Regions from separate parts of the Mus musculus genome. Here region 1 is linked to region 2. A link is a loop called in an ENCODE intact Hi-C map of the cell type or tissue named here. Cell type or tissue: gastrocnemius. All regions are shown on one strand. Each heading gives the region's core, and the rest is flanking DNA. Links, peaks and the distances in the headings are about the cores only.

What was found. Peaks named below come from ENCODE experiments on the same cell type or tissue, not always from the same donor. Only the 100,000 strongest peaks of a DNase experiment are listed, where the experiment ranks them.
Region 1: it touches region 2 in a loop (7-fold over the local background); 25 of 42 quality-filtered maps call a loop at or near these places.

Annotation. Positions count from the first base shown.
Region 1 is chr9:110,993,647-111,001,240 of GRCm38, reverse strand. The region is part of intron 2 of Gm10030 (predicted gene 10030); the gene reads right to left. Among named protein-coding and RNA genes, the nearest start is that of Rtp3, 7.7 kb to the right of the region's middle. In gastrocnemius, for the core only: no CTCF peak of the experiment used is centred there; DNase peaks (open chromatin) are centred at 2,141 and 3,795; H3K27ac peaks cover 1,620 bases.
Region 2 is chr9:111,068,583-111,076,176 of GRCm38, reverse strand. It overlaps Gm26409 (a small nuclear RNA gene), which reads right to left and starts at 783; the gene lies at 721-783. It also overlaps the pseudogene Rp31-ps19. In gastrocnemius, for the core only: CTCF peaks have their summits at 3,830 (motif pointing right) and 5,532 (motif pointing left); DNase peaks (open chromatin) are centred at 3,819 and 5,503; H3K4me3 peaks cover 217 bases; H3K27ac peaks cover 415 bases.

The sequences.
Region 1 (7,594 bases), core at 1,724-5,723, 75 kb after region 2:
AACCAAGAAACCTGAAGCTGAAAGGAAAGCTATGGTAGCAGAAAAGCCACCTGCTGCCTGAACTAGTGAAATCTGCACCATTCCATTAATGAACTAGAGACAGCCTGTCTGCGTGAAAACCTCAAAAAGACGCAGGGAGGGCGGGAGGGGCAGGTATGCTGCGATCAGCGATGGACTGGTAGGATCTTAAGAAGCCACCCATAATTTGATTTGGTGTGACTATTTTACTGTGATGTTAGCTGACTGTGATAACTGATGGTATTTGCTTGTTATGCAGCAGAAGTTGAGACAGGACTTATGAATTCTAGGCTAGCCTGGGCTACATAGTGAGCTCCTGTCTCAAGAAACAAGAGCTGGACATTTTGGCAAACAGTTTTAAACCCAGCACTTAGGAGGTAGAGGCAAGCAGAGCAATGTGAGTTCCAAACCAGCTTGGTCTACAGAGAGAGTTCCAGGACAACCAGGGCTACACAGAGAAACCCTGTCTCGAAAAAACCAAAAAACCAAAAAACCAAAAAAAAAAAAAAAAAAACCCACACACACAAAAAACAAAAACAAAAAACAACCAATCAAACAAATAGATGAAATAAAATAAAAATCCAACCAAAGTATTGATTAAAATGTATTTTTAAATTCTTTTTGCTTTGTTTTGTTTGTTTTGTTTTGCTTCTCGTTTCTTGTTTTTGTTTGTTTGTTTTTTAGAGGCAGGCTTTCTCTGTAGACCAGGCTTGCCGCTGGCACTGGAGTGCTGGGGTTAAAGGCGTGGGCCACCACTACCCAGCTAAAAATCCGTACTTATGTTAAAGAGTAAGGGAAGAGAAGCAAGACCAGGCACCTCAGAACATCACTCATCGGACACGGAAGATTTCCTGAGCCACACAGAACCCTTTCTTCATTTCACAATGCCACAGCTAAAGAAAAAAACACACTCATAAATATAATCTCCGTTATGGGTATTTGCTCCATTGCTTTCTGAAGTCTAGCACTAGACAGTCAATGAAAAAAAATAAAACCAGTCAATTTGTAGCATTTGCCAATTCCTGTGGTGTGAAAACTCCCTGAGTTGCCTGACTGCCAACCATAGACACAGGTAGCCACTGACCTGGGAACAGATAAACAACTTCGCATTGTTATTTTCCCGCCCTACAATAGACTCGGGCAGCCTCAAGAGCCACAGGAATGCAAGTACGGGAAGGTCAAGGGGCGCAAGGCTTGGCAGAGGCCAGCTCTTTTATCACCACCTCTCTGGGAAGGAGGAGCCGGAAGATGATTGACAGGGGTGGGCGGAGTCGGGGAATAATAACATTGTTTTGCTTTGTTCACATCTGTTTTTCTTGACTTGGGGTGTTATTACATGGTTATTGTTCATTTTGCGGGAATTCGCCGATCTGCAGAAACTTTAACTGTGTGTGGTTTCAGATGTATATTACACGTAGATATAAAAGTTTGCTTATAAAAGCCAACAGAGGAAAGACTTTGACATTATGAAATGACCTCCTCTTGTCCTCCTGAACTCATAAGTCTTTCCCTGAAGTGGGAGTGTCTCCCTCCAATGCCAAGCTTGCCCGTGGCTAAAGAGGGAAGGAACGCCAGGTAACAGAATGGCAGAAGGGTTCCAAGGGCTTGGTATTCAATGTCTGTGGCCCACCCAGTCACCACAGGCCAGGAATCTGAGCTGGAACCCAAAGAGAGAAGGAAGCAAAAAAGGAAGCAGGATGTTTGAGAAACATCTTCTGAGCCTTGCCTATGAGGAATGCCAATCCGAATACTCAGAGGGCAAGACCCATTCTCTCTCAGCCGCCTCAAGAGGAAGTCCTGTGACTATCCCCCAAACCTCACAACTCTTGAGACCAAGGCTGAAAGCAAAGAAAAAAAGCCACCCAACCCAACCTCTCCTCTCTCCACACCCCACCCTGAAGACTGGTATGTCTCTGCCAGGTAGGCGGTGCCAGAAAGAGCCCAGAATGTTCCACCAGCCTCTCAGCCCTTATGATCTGGGAGCCCCAGACTGCCAGTCAGTGGTCAAGATTAGCTGTGCTTGAAGAAACAAGAACACTGAAGGCCCCCAGCAGAGGAACACAGAAATGAAGAGAATGAGCCAAAACATTCCTGGTGCCTGCTGAGAGCTGAGGCCACTTAACTTCTTCTCAGACCTCTCAGCCATCCTCTGCCCTGGGTCTTTCCCTCAGGGGCTGACAGCTGGTCACAGGACTCAGAAGCCCGGCCCCAGAGTGATGTCCCTCCTTGGCAATCTCTTCTTTTGGGTCTCGGTGACATAGCCAGTCCCTGCATGGTGACAGGAGAGGGAGCCTTCCTCCTTCCCGGAAGGAAGGTTGATTAAGGTCTGGAAGAATTGGGCCACAGTACAGAGTCCAAGCTAGAGTTGTGAGAATCAGGAAAGGTAGTAGTCAGAGCTCAGGGGACAGCCTGGCTAGAAGGCTCTGAGGCATGCAGTTAGAAGTAGGATCTCCTGGTTGCGGGCTGGTGACATGTCTCAGTCAGCAACTGGTGCCATGGAAGCACAAGAACCCTGTGAGTCCCTTAGGACCCACTTTACAAGCCAGACATGTAGCATGCAAAAACCACAGGGCTGGCTCCTGAGGAACGGCCCTCAGGATAGATTTCTAACTACCTCCAAGTACCCACACTCACATGCACACACGCTCGCACATACGTGTGCATGCACACACAAATCCCAGACACACACACACACCACACATACACCACACCACACACACACATACATACACACCACACACACGTACACACACACACATATACCACACACACACACAACTGTTGACTGGACTCTAAGCCTTGCCCTCCTCAAACTCAGTATGCTTGTAGCTCAAGCCAACTGTGAGGTGTGTGGCTGCTTAAGGAGTTCCCAGTAATCAAGGGAAGGAGCAGGGGGAAGGTTCCCAACACACCAGTGACAGAGAGCAAGACCTGTAGCAGTTTAAAGCCTCCTGATAGCATCAAGGAGGATATGTGCTCCCTTAATGCCGGTCACAGGGCCACTGAAGTCACGTCAAGGCTCGGGAGGAACCGGCAGACAGAGGGTCTGGAGTGGCCCCCAGGGAAAATGTCAGTCTTCCACACAGCTAGGTAGCAGCAGCCCTAGAAGCCTCAAGCCAAACTCTCCCCTTCCTCCCTTTCTCTTCACAGAGCCTGCTCACATTGGCTGGCTCTGCTGCTACCCGTGTTTTAAAGCTTGGAGTTCAGGCTTCACTAGGGGAGTACTGATAGTTGGTGCTGCACTGACTGTATAGCTCCCATCTGCCAGTTATAGAAACCGAGGCCTAGCCTGGCCCACCACTGAGGCCTGGCCTGGCTGCTGGGGTGCGTCAGGGCTGAGCTATGGCTATTGTGTGAGGAGGTTCCTTGGCCTACACTACACTCTCATTTCTCCCAGAAAGAGAACGGGGGTCACAGAATGAACTGCAGCTAGGACGATGTCAGAAAGTCACCTAATCGCCGTGCACCTCCCCTGGAAAGAACACAGAGAACCTACAAGAGCCAATGGCCCCGAGAACTTGCCTCAGAATCTTCTAAGGCCTACGGCCATCCTGAGAGAAGAAACCAGAAAGGGGAGAACTAGGAACTTTGAACCAGCTCTGGAAGGAAAGGAGTGTCAGAATTTGGCTTCCCACAGTGAGCTCACCCTACCCCAGACCTAGAATCACAAGTATCTGAGCTGAAAGGGCCTGAGAAGACTTGGTTATGTGGGTAACTTCTAGGCCAATAGCCACAATTCCTTCAAAGTCCGCCAGGGGTACAGGGAGCCCAGCTCAGCCGCATGGTTAGGACCAAAGCGCCCTCTAGAGGTATGAGCTTGTAACTTCCGTGTTCTCTGTTCCCACTGATGGCAACAAGTCTGGCTGTGTATCTGTTGACTTCATTATGGCCTAGTCAGACCCAGCAGAGACTATTTCTCTCAATTCACAGAAACTTTCCTGAACAGGAAAGCCAATTTCTCAGTCCCCAAACAACCGGTTTGGCTTTTGTTTTTGTTTTGCTTGTTTGCTAGCTTGCTTGCTTATTGAGTCAAAGTCTTACCACATAGCTCTATCTGGCCTCAAATTCACAAAGATCTCCTGGCCCCTGCCTCTTGAGAGCTGGAATTAAAGTTGCGTGCCATCGTGCCCAACCACAAACCCTCACGCTTAAAAGAAATATTTTTGTTTTGGCATAGTTTTACAGAAACATTGCAAAGTGAGATAGGAGCTTCCCCCATACCTCCCCCTTATCCAGGAGCCCTTAGAGTTACCATCCTATTAGCAAGGCCTACTGGTTAAAACTGAACCAGCTGTGGACTGGAGAGATGGCTCGGTGGTAGTGAAGTCCCACCTATTTCACGTCCCATCAGAGAGTGTGTGCCTCCTATATAAGAGATGTAACCTTTGTCACTGGGTGGCTTGTTTGGTTTGTTTATTTGTTTGTTTGTTTGTTTGTTTCACTATGAAGTTACTGATTTTCATTTTTAATTCTTTTGTCTGTTTATTTGCTTGCTTGTTTATTTTGAGACAGGGGTCTCTCTATACAACCTTGGCTGTCCTGGAACTCACTGTGAAGTGAGTCTATCCCACACAGAAAGAAAGAGGGGGGGCTAAACCAAGCTTCACCTCCTTGCAGGGATACCAGATATGATATTTGAAATGTTGTTTGTTTCTTTGTGTGTGTGTGTGTGTGTGTGTGTGTGTGTGTATGATACTGGTTAATGGGTGTGCAAGTGTGTGCAGGTACATGTGCAATATGTGTGCATAGAAGTTGGCTTCTACCATCTACCTTAATCTCATCTCATTTCTCTCTCTCTCTCTCTCTTTTAAAGAGAGTTCCTTTCTGAGCCTGGAGCTCATCCAGATTAAACTGACTGCCAATGAACTTGGGGAATCTGCTGTCTGGGTTTCTCCAGCCCTGGTGTTACAGACAGGCCCTACTGCACACTTTTTTTTAAAATTCACTTCTTCTTATGTGTGTCAGTGTGTTACCTGCATGTATGTCTGTGTACCACACATGTGCCTAGTGCCAGGGAAACCAGAAGAGGGTATCAGATCTCTGGGGATGAGGGTTACAGCCACATGGCTGTTGGGAATTGAACCTGGGTTCCTCTGGAAGAGTAGCCTCTTAATCTCTCTCCAGCCCCAGTTTTACAAAAGCTCTGGGAGCTGAACCCAAGTCTTAATGTCTGAGCAGCTTCACCCTCTACTCACTTATTGTTTCTTTTGTATCTGTATGGGTTGGTGTATTTATTTTATACTTTAGATTATAATCTAATAGAGTCTTCCTTAGGGTTTCTACTGCTGCGATGAGACACCACGACCAAAAAAAGTTGGAAAGGAAAGGGTTTGTTTTGCTCACACTTCCACATCGCTGTACAGTATTGAAGGAAATTAGGACAGGAACTCAAAACAGGACAGGAACCATGAGGCAGGAGCTGATGCAGAGGCCATGGTGGGATGCTGCTCACTGGCTTGCTCCTCGTGCCTTGTTCAGTCTCCTTCTTAAAGAACCCAGGACCATCAGTCCAGGCATGGCCCTGCCCCGCCCAAAATGGGCTGGGGCCTCCCCCATCAGTCACTAATTAAGAAAAAGCCCTACAGCTGGATCTTATGGAGGCATTTTCTGGATGGAGGTTCCCTCTTTTGAGCAACTCCAGGCCACCATCAGAATGTCTAAACCAGTCTGCCTCTATACTTGCTGGTGGTCTAAACTCTTTCCCGGTTCACCCACCCTTGGGACCGGCGGCTTTACAGGCAAGCTGACGCACACCCATCATGAGGACAAAGACTTGATGACAGTCATAAATTAGATAATAACTCTAGATACCTGAAGTCCGTCATTGATTTTTCAAGCTACATCTAAGGGCCCTAGGTTTTTATAGAATAACAAAAATTGGCCTGGGTAGTTAGCTCAGTCAGTTTAAAAAAAAAAAAAAAAAAAAAAAAAAAAAAGGCCAGGTATGGCAACGCACTTATATCTCAGCACTGGGGAGGAAGAAACCGTGATTTCTGGGGCTTCTGTTGACTTCTGGCCTACTTGTATACACACACACACCGGAAGAACAAGGGCGGTATTTGCAAACTATTACGTTGGGAGGGAATACCTTGACAGGTCCCTCCCAAAGTGTCCCCAAGAGGAATCAGGCCATGCCACAGGCCTAGCATAAGAGGAAGGGAAAAGGAGGCGGGACAGGGACTTGAAAAGAAGTAGAGACATAGGGGGTGGGGGAGGGAGAAGGGGAGGACAGAGAAGAACAGGAAGGGAAAGGGCTAGGGTAGCTCCTTTTATATGCCTGGCTCGCACTTGGCAGGTGGCGCTGCAAACTAGGTAGCTGTTGGGTGGAGCCTAGTGAAATTGCCTGTAGGCGGACACAAACCCGACGGTTAAATTGGCCCTCTCCTCCCCGCCCCGCTCTCTTCCGGTTTCCCAACAACACTTCCGGCAGGCCACCTCTCACATTCTCATGGGATTTGTAGTTCAGTCCACCTCCTAGCCTATTGACTGTGGAGAGGGCGTTTCTCTTGGGTCACTAGGCCTTACAGAAAAGTCACATTTAGTTTTAAAAAAAAAATCTGAACTAGTTAGATTCTCATTTCAAATAAGCAACTCTTAGAATATGATACTAACTTTGAATTCGAGTAAAATGTAAATACAACTGTTATCTGGCTATTCTCCCCGAGACAGAGCCATGAAACTGACCCCAAGACCCCTTGCCCACTAGAGGCACCCCTTTTGTGAGCCAACTTTCCCAAAATTCACTGTAAGATATGCGATGTTTCCTGCCCAGGGGTGGGAAAGGTTGTATTACATCAAGAACTTTTAACATGTTTTTAATTATGTTTTTACACATTTTTGACCATTTACCGAGGAGTTGTGAAAAACAACCTGGAAACATTTCATTTTTTTCTTTTCTTTTCTTTTTTCCTTTTCTTTTCCTGGTTTTTTGAGACAGGGTTTCTCTGTGTAGCCCTGGCTGTCCTGGAACTCACTCTGTAAACCAGGCTGGCCTTCTGCAGTTTCACCCTGGTTCTGGATTGTTGCTTACATATGCCCTGACCCAGGCTCTGAATTTCATCTGAGGCAGATGGTAAGTGAGCATATCAACAACAGCTCTTTCTTTTTCTTTCCTTATCTCTTTTTCCAGAGAGAGAGAGAGAGAGAGAGAGAGAGAGAGAGAGAGAGAGAGAGAGAGAGAAAAGAAGAAGAAAGAAGAAGAAGAAGAAGAAGAAGAAGAAGAAGAAGAAGAAGAAGAAGAAGAAGAAGAAGAGGAGGAGGAGGAGGAGGAGGAGGAGGAGGAGAAGGAGGAGGAGGAGGAGGAGGAGGGGAGGGGGAGGGGGAGGAGAATATATTTGAGGAAAAGTATGAGTTAATAAATTATTAAAATCATCCAGTCTACAAACGGTAAACAAATCTGGAGCAAGCAGGCCACCTGCCGCCTGCTCTGGCCTCATTGAAGCACACAGAAGACTGAAGAGCTCAGAACACCTGGGAAAGGGCAGGGGGATTTCTGCAGTGTCTTCCTGGGGCTGTCATAACAAATATAACCAGAATACAAAGTCCATGCTGCCAATCAGCACCATGGGCAGAGGCA
Region 2 (7,594 bases), core at 1,657-5,656:
TCACAGCTTCACCAAATCATTTTCAACTTTAATCATAGAAGAAAAGACTCCCTTCTGTTTGTATTATCATCTACTTGTATTTGAAAATATTTGATATCTATTCCTTGAACCATCACACTTCTCTGACCTCTGCTTTCCAAATCTCTTTGCAATTACTTGACTGCTGTTGTCCAACTTGTGAGACATGTACTTAGTTCATTAATTCCCAGCCTGTTTATCGTTTATAGAAATTTTCTGAACTCTCTCTATGAATTACAAAAGTTGTTCCCATAATAAATTTTAAAGATTTATTTTTATTTACTTGCGCGTGCGTGCGTGCGTGCGTGCGTGCGTGCGTGTGTGTGTGTGTGTGTGTGTGTTACAGAGTGCAGGTGTCCCTGTAGAGCAGAGAATTCAGGTCTCCCTGGAGCTGAAGTTACAGGCAGCAGAGAGCTAGCTGCCTGACATGTGTATAGGTGTTGGGAAACAAACTTAAATCCTCAACAACAAGAGCTCCTCCTCTGAACTGCTGAGCCACCCCTCCTGTCTTCTCAACAGGTTTCCATGCAATAGTTTACTTTCCTTATGTATAAGAATATATTATATATACATCATGCTCTATCTAAATATATTTGTATATAATATTATATATATATATGTGTGTGTGTGTGTATATAATGTCAATGTCAGTGATGGGGTGCAAGCTCTGTGTTCTGCTCAAGATAGCTCTCTTGACAGCTCATGGGTTTTCTGACCAAATTCAGAAAATCTTCTAGACAAGATTCTAAAAGTTCTGTGTTAGTTCTCTAGATAGCTCACCTCTTGCAGACCAAAGGCCAGTCTTTTATCACCAAATATCTTTTATTTGCATATCAATTCAACCATTTACTCCCATTCTCTTCTTATTATCACATGAATCAGCATTTTATGATCTTAGCCCCTTGATTCTTAGAAAAATACAGCAAGTGCATTGGTAACATAGCAAGTCCTAGGCGGTTTGTTTGCTGGACACAGCACTGTTGGTTGTCAAATCTAGACATAGAGACTATTTATATGTGAGAAAGTTAGCTTTCTGTTTTCCAACTCTTTCACTGCCTAAGCTTGGCTATCCTGGAACTTGTTCTGTAGACAGACCTTGATTGCAGAAGTCTGACTGCCTTTGTAAATACAAACAATAAGCATATCTGGGTGGAACTACATCCTGAGATCACCACTCCCACCATGCCTGGACCTACATTTGCCCTGTGCCAGGCTGACTTGAACTCAGAAGTCTGCCTGCCTTTGTAAACACAAACAATAAGCTTCTCTGGGTGGGATCCTACCCTGAGCTCACCACTCCCTCACTGCCTGGTGCTCCTGTATTACTTGCACCATGAGCCTTGTTCTTTCCCTGTTCCTTTACTGACTCATTAGTGCAGTTCCATGAAGCTTCTCATATAATTCATATTGCATCTTTATGTTTTGAATAGTTGAGAAACCTTATTTATATATTCTTGAACTCATGTTTTCAGAGTGCTTTCCCACAGCCTTAAGGACTGTCCTGAAGGTCACAGCATTACCATTTTGCTGAGGAACATTAGACACATTCTTGCTTTCTGGACTTGTACTTTTTCTAATTATCCTGGAGTCATTAGCCCTGGCAGGGAGAATGTTCCCAGGAACATGGAAAATATGTACATTATTATGCAAAGAAGCCTTATGCCTACAGCAACTGTCCGCACTTGTGGAGACCCATGTCCTACTGACTCTGCTCAGAGGTGGAAACTGAGTCATACTGTCCCTTCCATGGCTATGCCAAACCTGGCAATTTATATATATAATATATTATATACTTATTACAGTCTAATATAAATATATATCACATATTTGTATAATTACATCAATATATTATTTGAACACTGTTTGGGGGAGGTTATGGAAACTTCAGGAGATGCTGCCTTGCTGGAAGAAGTGGATCACTGGGAAAAGCCTTGAGATTTTATAGCTCTGTCCCACTTCCTATTCTTGCTCTCTTTGTATCCTGTGTGAGGTTGAAAATGTGATCATCTAGCTTCCTGTTCTTGTTGTTGCTATGCCAACAAGAGGACTCTCTCCCTCTGTAGACACAAACCAAATGGAAGCTTTTCTTAAGTTCCTTTTGGTAGTGGCATTTTATCAGTGACATATATATATATATATATATATATATATATATCTCCAGGGATGATATATTAGGTCTTTTCCTATTGATTCTTTGTATTCTTCCTATGAGACATATACTAAGTGATTCTGTTCATTTAGAACTTAGGCATGGCTTGCCACAGAGTCCACATCTTAGGCTCCTGGTCTTCTACAACAAAGCCCCATAAATTCAGTGGCCTGTGGGAAACATAAGCTTATTTCTCACAGTTCTGAAGATTAAAGTCCAAGACCAAAGTCCCAGCAGAATGTCTCTGTGATGAGGGTCCTCTTCTTAGTTCATAGACAGTTTTTTCCTGGCTGGGGCCTTGTATGATGAAAGGCACACAGCAGCTCTCCAGCTTTTGTAAGGGTGCTAATACCATTTCCAAGGCACCATGATTGCCTCCAAAGGTTCCAATTTCCTACACCATCACATTAAGATTAGATTTCAACATGTGACATTAAAAATTATTTAAAATCTACTCTGTGAATTTTATACATGTTTACACTGTATTTTGTCCTATCTATCTCCAAATCCCCCTGGGCCAGTTGGCTAAGGAAGAAAACACTTGATATGGCTTAACTGATGAGTCTGCTCCATACAATGGAAGTAACCAGCTCTACTGCCACAGCTAATTCCACTCAGGGTGACTCTGTGGGACAGCGATGAAAGCCAGCTTGTCCTGGGGCAGAAGCCGGGTGAGTGGATTTCACTGCAGCTTGATCTATCTACATCAAGAGCTGGCGGGAAACTTAAATCCCCAGAGACTCGTTTTTTTCTGGATGATCAGGGATCAGGATCTGAAAATGAATAACAATGAAGGGGGCAGGGTGTGGTTCAACATCCTCTGCTTCTTCCCTCTCAGAGTGTCTAGACATGGCTGCCCATCAGGCTGGAAGGATGCAGCAGAGTTGGGAACAGGTGGAGGTCTGTAGGAATCCAGTCCAGCTGGGAGTGGGGTAGAGGGGGCTACTTCTCCTAGGATCTTAGTGTCACGGTTCTCTTAGGTGAAGGCCTTCTCCAATGATCCTCAATGAAATAGTTCTCTGAGACAATCTTAGCTTGTATACACACCTCCATCCGGCGAGGGCTTGTATATACTTTATTCAGGATGAACTAAAGGTTATGTAGTTTGGGGGAAGCGGGTGAGAATAACCAGGGTGGTCAAAGATCATAAGGTATTGAGATGCCTCATTAACACAGGGAGGCGCTCCAGGAATCTCAGGCTGAGATGTTCCTCAGGTAGCGAGGAGGAAACCCCAGTGACACAGGGGAGTTTGCCATTGTGCATCAAGCTCAGGGCTTTCCAGTAACGTCAGACTTCGACCTTAGCAGCAGGGTTTCATGACAGCAGGGGGCTGGACCTCAAGGAGCGGGAAGAGAAGACTATTGTCTCCCTGTGAATGTTCACTTATGCAGGCAAAGAACGTCTCCTACAGAGGTGGTCTCAACACTCAGTACAAAATGTCACTCACAGCTACCAGTCAGCCTCATTCCCCAGCCGCCCAGCGTCTGCCTGATGGACTTGTGAGCAGAGAGGCCCATAATGGCTGCATTACAGAGGCTGTGTAGAAGCTTACCAACTCGGACTCCCCAAGACCAAGGCAGGAAGTCAGGAGCGTCCAATGCCAAGTGGGTAATATGTCCATTCCTCTGAGAACAGTTCTCTGAGAGACCAGTCAGCCACCAGGTGGCAGGTTGATTCCACTGTCTGCCTTCTACCATAAATGTGGATTTATTTTCTCCACCTCTGCTTTTCCTGTTCCTAGGCTCTTGGGACAACATAATCACCCCGGTGGAATGCCCCGAGTGTGTGTCTGTTGAGTGAGTTTATTACTCGTTGCAAAGGAAGTGTAGTTGGCAAGAAGTTGAGGGCAATACGTTTTATGTGGCTTATCGGAGTCAGATTTGAGACGAAGAGCGTAACAAAAAAAAAAAAAAAAATGGAAATGAAATGGTGTGGGGACATGCTTGAAAAAAATTAATGCAGAGTATGCAGGTGACCTAGCTCAAGTGCTTCTTAAGGTGTACACACACTCTTAAGATAATTCATTAGCTCACAAATCCACTAATGGCAGAATAACTTTTTTTTTTTTTTAAGCCTAGGACAGCCTTGAACTTGCTGTGTAGCCCGGGCTGGCCTCAAACTCCAAAATTTTCACCCTCAGACTCACAAGTGCTAGTGTTACAGATGCATCCCATGGTGCCTGGCTTCAGTGAATCCATTCTGGAGAGTGAAGACCTAGTCAGCTCTTAAAGGAACCTCCTTACCCTACCTCTGTGTAGCTCATAAGGAGCCTCACAGTTCAGCAGGAGGCTTGGAGACGATAAATGATAATCCCCACCGTAGCGAAACCCAGACCTCAGTTTCCCAGTTGGTGCTACTAAATGGTTACGATGCCCAGCGGTGTGCTGGTTGTGGTTTCACAGCCACGTCAGGACAATCCCTCGCGTCCTTCCTTTCCAACGTGGGCCCCGCAGATTGGCTCCCAAAGAGAAGGGTGGCGAGAAGAAGTGCCGTTCTGCCATCAACGAGGCAGTGACCCGAGAATACACCATCAACATTCACAAGCGCATCCATGGAGTGGGCTTCCGGAAGCATGCTACTCCGGCACTCGAAGAAATTCGGAAGTTTGCCATGAAGGAAATGGGGACTCCAGATGTGCGCATTGACACCAGGCTCAATAAAGCCATCTGGGCCAAGGAAATAGGAATGTTCCATATCACATCTGAGTACGTTTGTCCAGAAAACGTAACGAGGATTAAGATTCACCAAACAAGCTCTGCACATTGGTAACTTATGTGCCTGTTACCGCGTTCAAAAATCTACAGACGGTCAATGTGGATGAGAACTAACCTGCTCATGTCAAATAAAGTTGCAGAACTGCAAAAAATAAAAATAAAAAATTAAAAAAAATTAAAACGCAGCCATATCAGTTTGTGCGGAGGATGAAGAATCCCAGCTCGTTACAGTTGCCAGTCTCTGATGTATAAATATTCCCACGATGGCTGATTTCAGGCTACCCAGGAACTCCCTGATCACTGAAGTTAGAAAAGGTGTCTCTTGTCATCTCTTTGCAGAAGCTGGTGCATCCACAGCCAGCCTGTTCCTCGTTCCCCAGTCTGGAGGGAAGTGGAGGACTTCCTGTGTTTCTGGCAAGTGTAACCTGCTGGCTGAGCTGAGCAAACCCAATACCATGTGCGGGAGGGCTAGAGTTGGGGGCAGGGGGAGGAAAATGAACCCTAGGGCTGGAGAGATGGAGCATTGATTAAGAGCACCTGTGACCCTTCAGAGAATCTGGGTGGGGTTCTTCTGTTCCTAGCATGCACACAGAGGCTCACAACTCTGTGACTCCAATACCAGGGGCAAGATGCCCTCTTCTGGCCTCTACGGGTACTGCGTGCATCTGGTGCACTATGTACAGACAGGCAAAAAACATCTGTACACATAAAAATCAAGGTAAACAAATGTTTTCTTAGAACCAATAGGTTTTATGAACCAGCTCTGGCTCGTATCAGATGGATTTCTTTGCTTTCACCAGCCTCAGTCTCCGTCTGTGTGTCTTTGAAGAGTATGCCCTCTTGTAGTGTTCTGAAACACAGCCTTGTGTGGTACCCCTCTTCCGGCCACATGATTCCTTCATGGGGGGGGGGGGTCCCCTCCGCAATGTATTCAGAAGCTACACTTTTTAAATTGCTGTATTTTATTTATCTTTTTAGCTTGGAATGGAAAGCTTATGATTGCATCATGGCTTTGCAGAGTAGACCTGGACTCTCACTTTCAGAGATCCTAATGGCATCCTTTTCAGACGTGACCATCCTTCATCTGTGTGGGAGCATTGCACAAGGGGAAATGCTGAAAGGTAAGGCATCACGAAGCTATGGTCCACACTGGTTTAAGCAGTCCAGGCAAGCGTGCTGGGGATATTGACCCTTTTTCTTAAATGACCCTTTACAAGGGACATTGAGACCTGGAGGCTCTGGGCTGGTTACCCAATTAAGCTAAATGAACAACAGAATCTAAGAACAATAAGCCTCTCAGACCTTAGGTTGCAAATTCAGGACATCTGGCCTTGTGACCATTTGATGGCTGAGCTGTGAGACAGCTACTGTGGAATTGGATCAATGTCACAGATGTTCTCTCTGGCTTTCTTTTGGCCTTTCTTCTTCTTCTTCTTCTTCTTCTTCTTCTTCTTCTTCTTCTTCTTCTTCTTCTTCTCCTTCTCCTTCTCCTTCTCCTTCTCCTTCTCCCTCTCCCTCTCCCTCTCCCTCTCCCTCTCCCTCTCCCTCTCCCTCTCCCTCTCCCTCTCCCTCTCCCTCTCCCTCTCCCTCTCCCTCCCCCTCCCCCTCTCCTCTTCCTCCTCCTCCTCCTGCTCCTTCCTCTCCCCACCCCCCCATCTCTGTACCAGGTCTAAGAGCATGCACTAAAACCAGGAAGGTGTTAAAGGAACCCAGGCCCCAGTGTGTTGGGAACAGCACGTGGATACAGAATGATACACGATTTGTGCTTTGTGTGCTGTTCTGAGTCAGTGGGAGCAGAAAAGCCATTTCTCCCTGAGACTCCTGACAAAGATTAACTCAAAAGTTCCTTACTCCTTTTCGTTAATGTATTTGCTGTGTTGCCCAAAGGAGAGAGGGGATGATGGCCTTTGTTCAGCAATTTCTTCTATGCCTTAGATTAGACTCTTAGATTTGGGCTCAGGGTTCAAGCCCCATGCTGGGCTGCAGATGATGCCTGTGCCCTGAACCGCCTGATGCCAGACCCTACTTGTCCTTGGGGGTTGGAGATGAGGTGGCATGGAATCAATGGCACAGACACCAGGAGCAGGTGAGAACGCTGCAGCAAGCTCATATGAATGCTGTGGAAAGCTTGTTTAATAATTCATGGGGGTGGAGGGTTAGCCCTTCATACTCTCCACCCACATCCCATTGGTCCCATATCTTCCAAGCAGCAGTTCCCAATTGGTTGGCATTGTCTGCATCAGCAATCTTTGGTCTCTCGGGCAGTCTTCAACTAAGTCCTGCAGGAGTTGCTTTTGGAGCTTCACAGCCCCCCCTCCCCCCACTTATGCAGAGGCGGCCACCCCCACAGTTTAGCAGAAACCAAAGTTCTTTTAAATAAATCAAGCTCACTCTTGTGCCAATGACATCTAGGTTTAGCCTTTCTTCTTCTATGCAGTATTGTTAGGGATTTGCTTTCAAAATTATCCATTCAGGAAAGACATATTGAAAAGCAACTATGTCTGCGTTTGACAGTAACAAGTCACAAGTTCCTGTGTGTGTATGCAAGCACACACACACACACACACACACACACACACAAACACACACACACACACAGTGCTGAGCTTACCAAATCAGCTTTTTTTTATAGCTCAGACTAGCTCTGCCAAAACATAACGACACTTCAGCCTTTAGGGAACAGATCTGTCTCACAGAGAACTCGAACCCAAG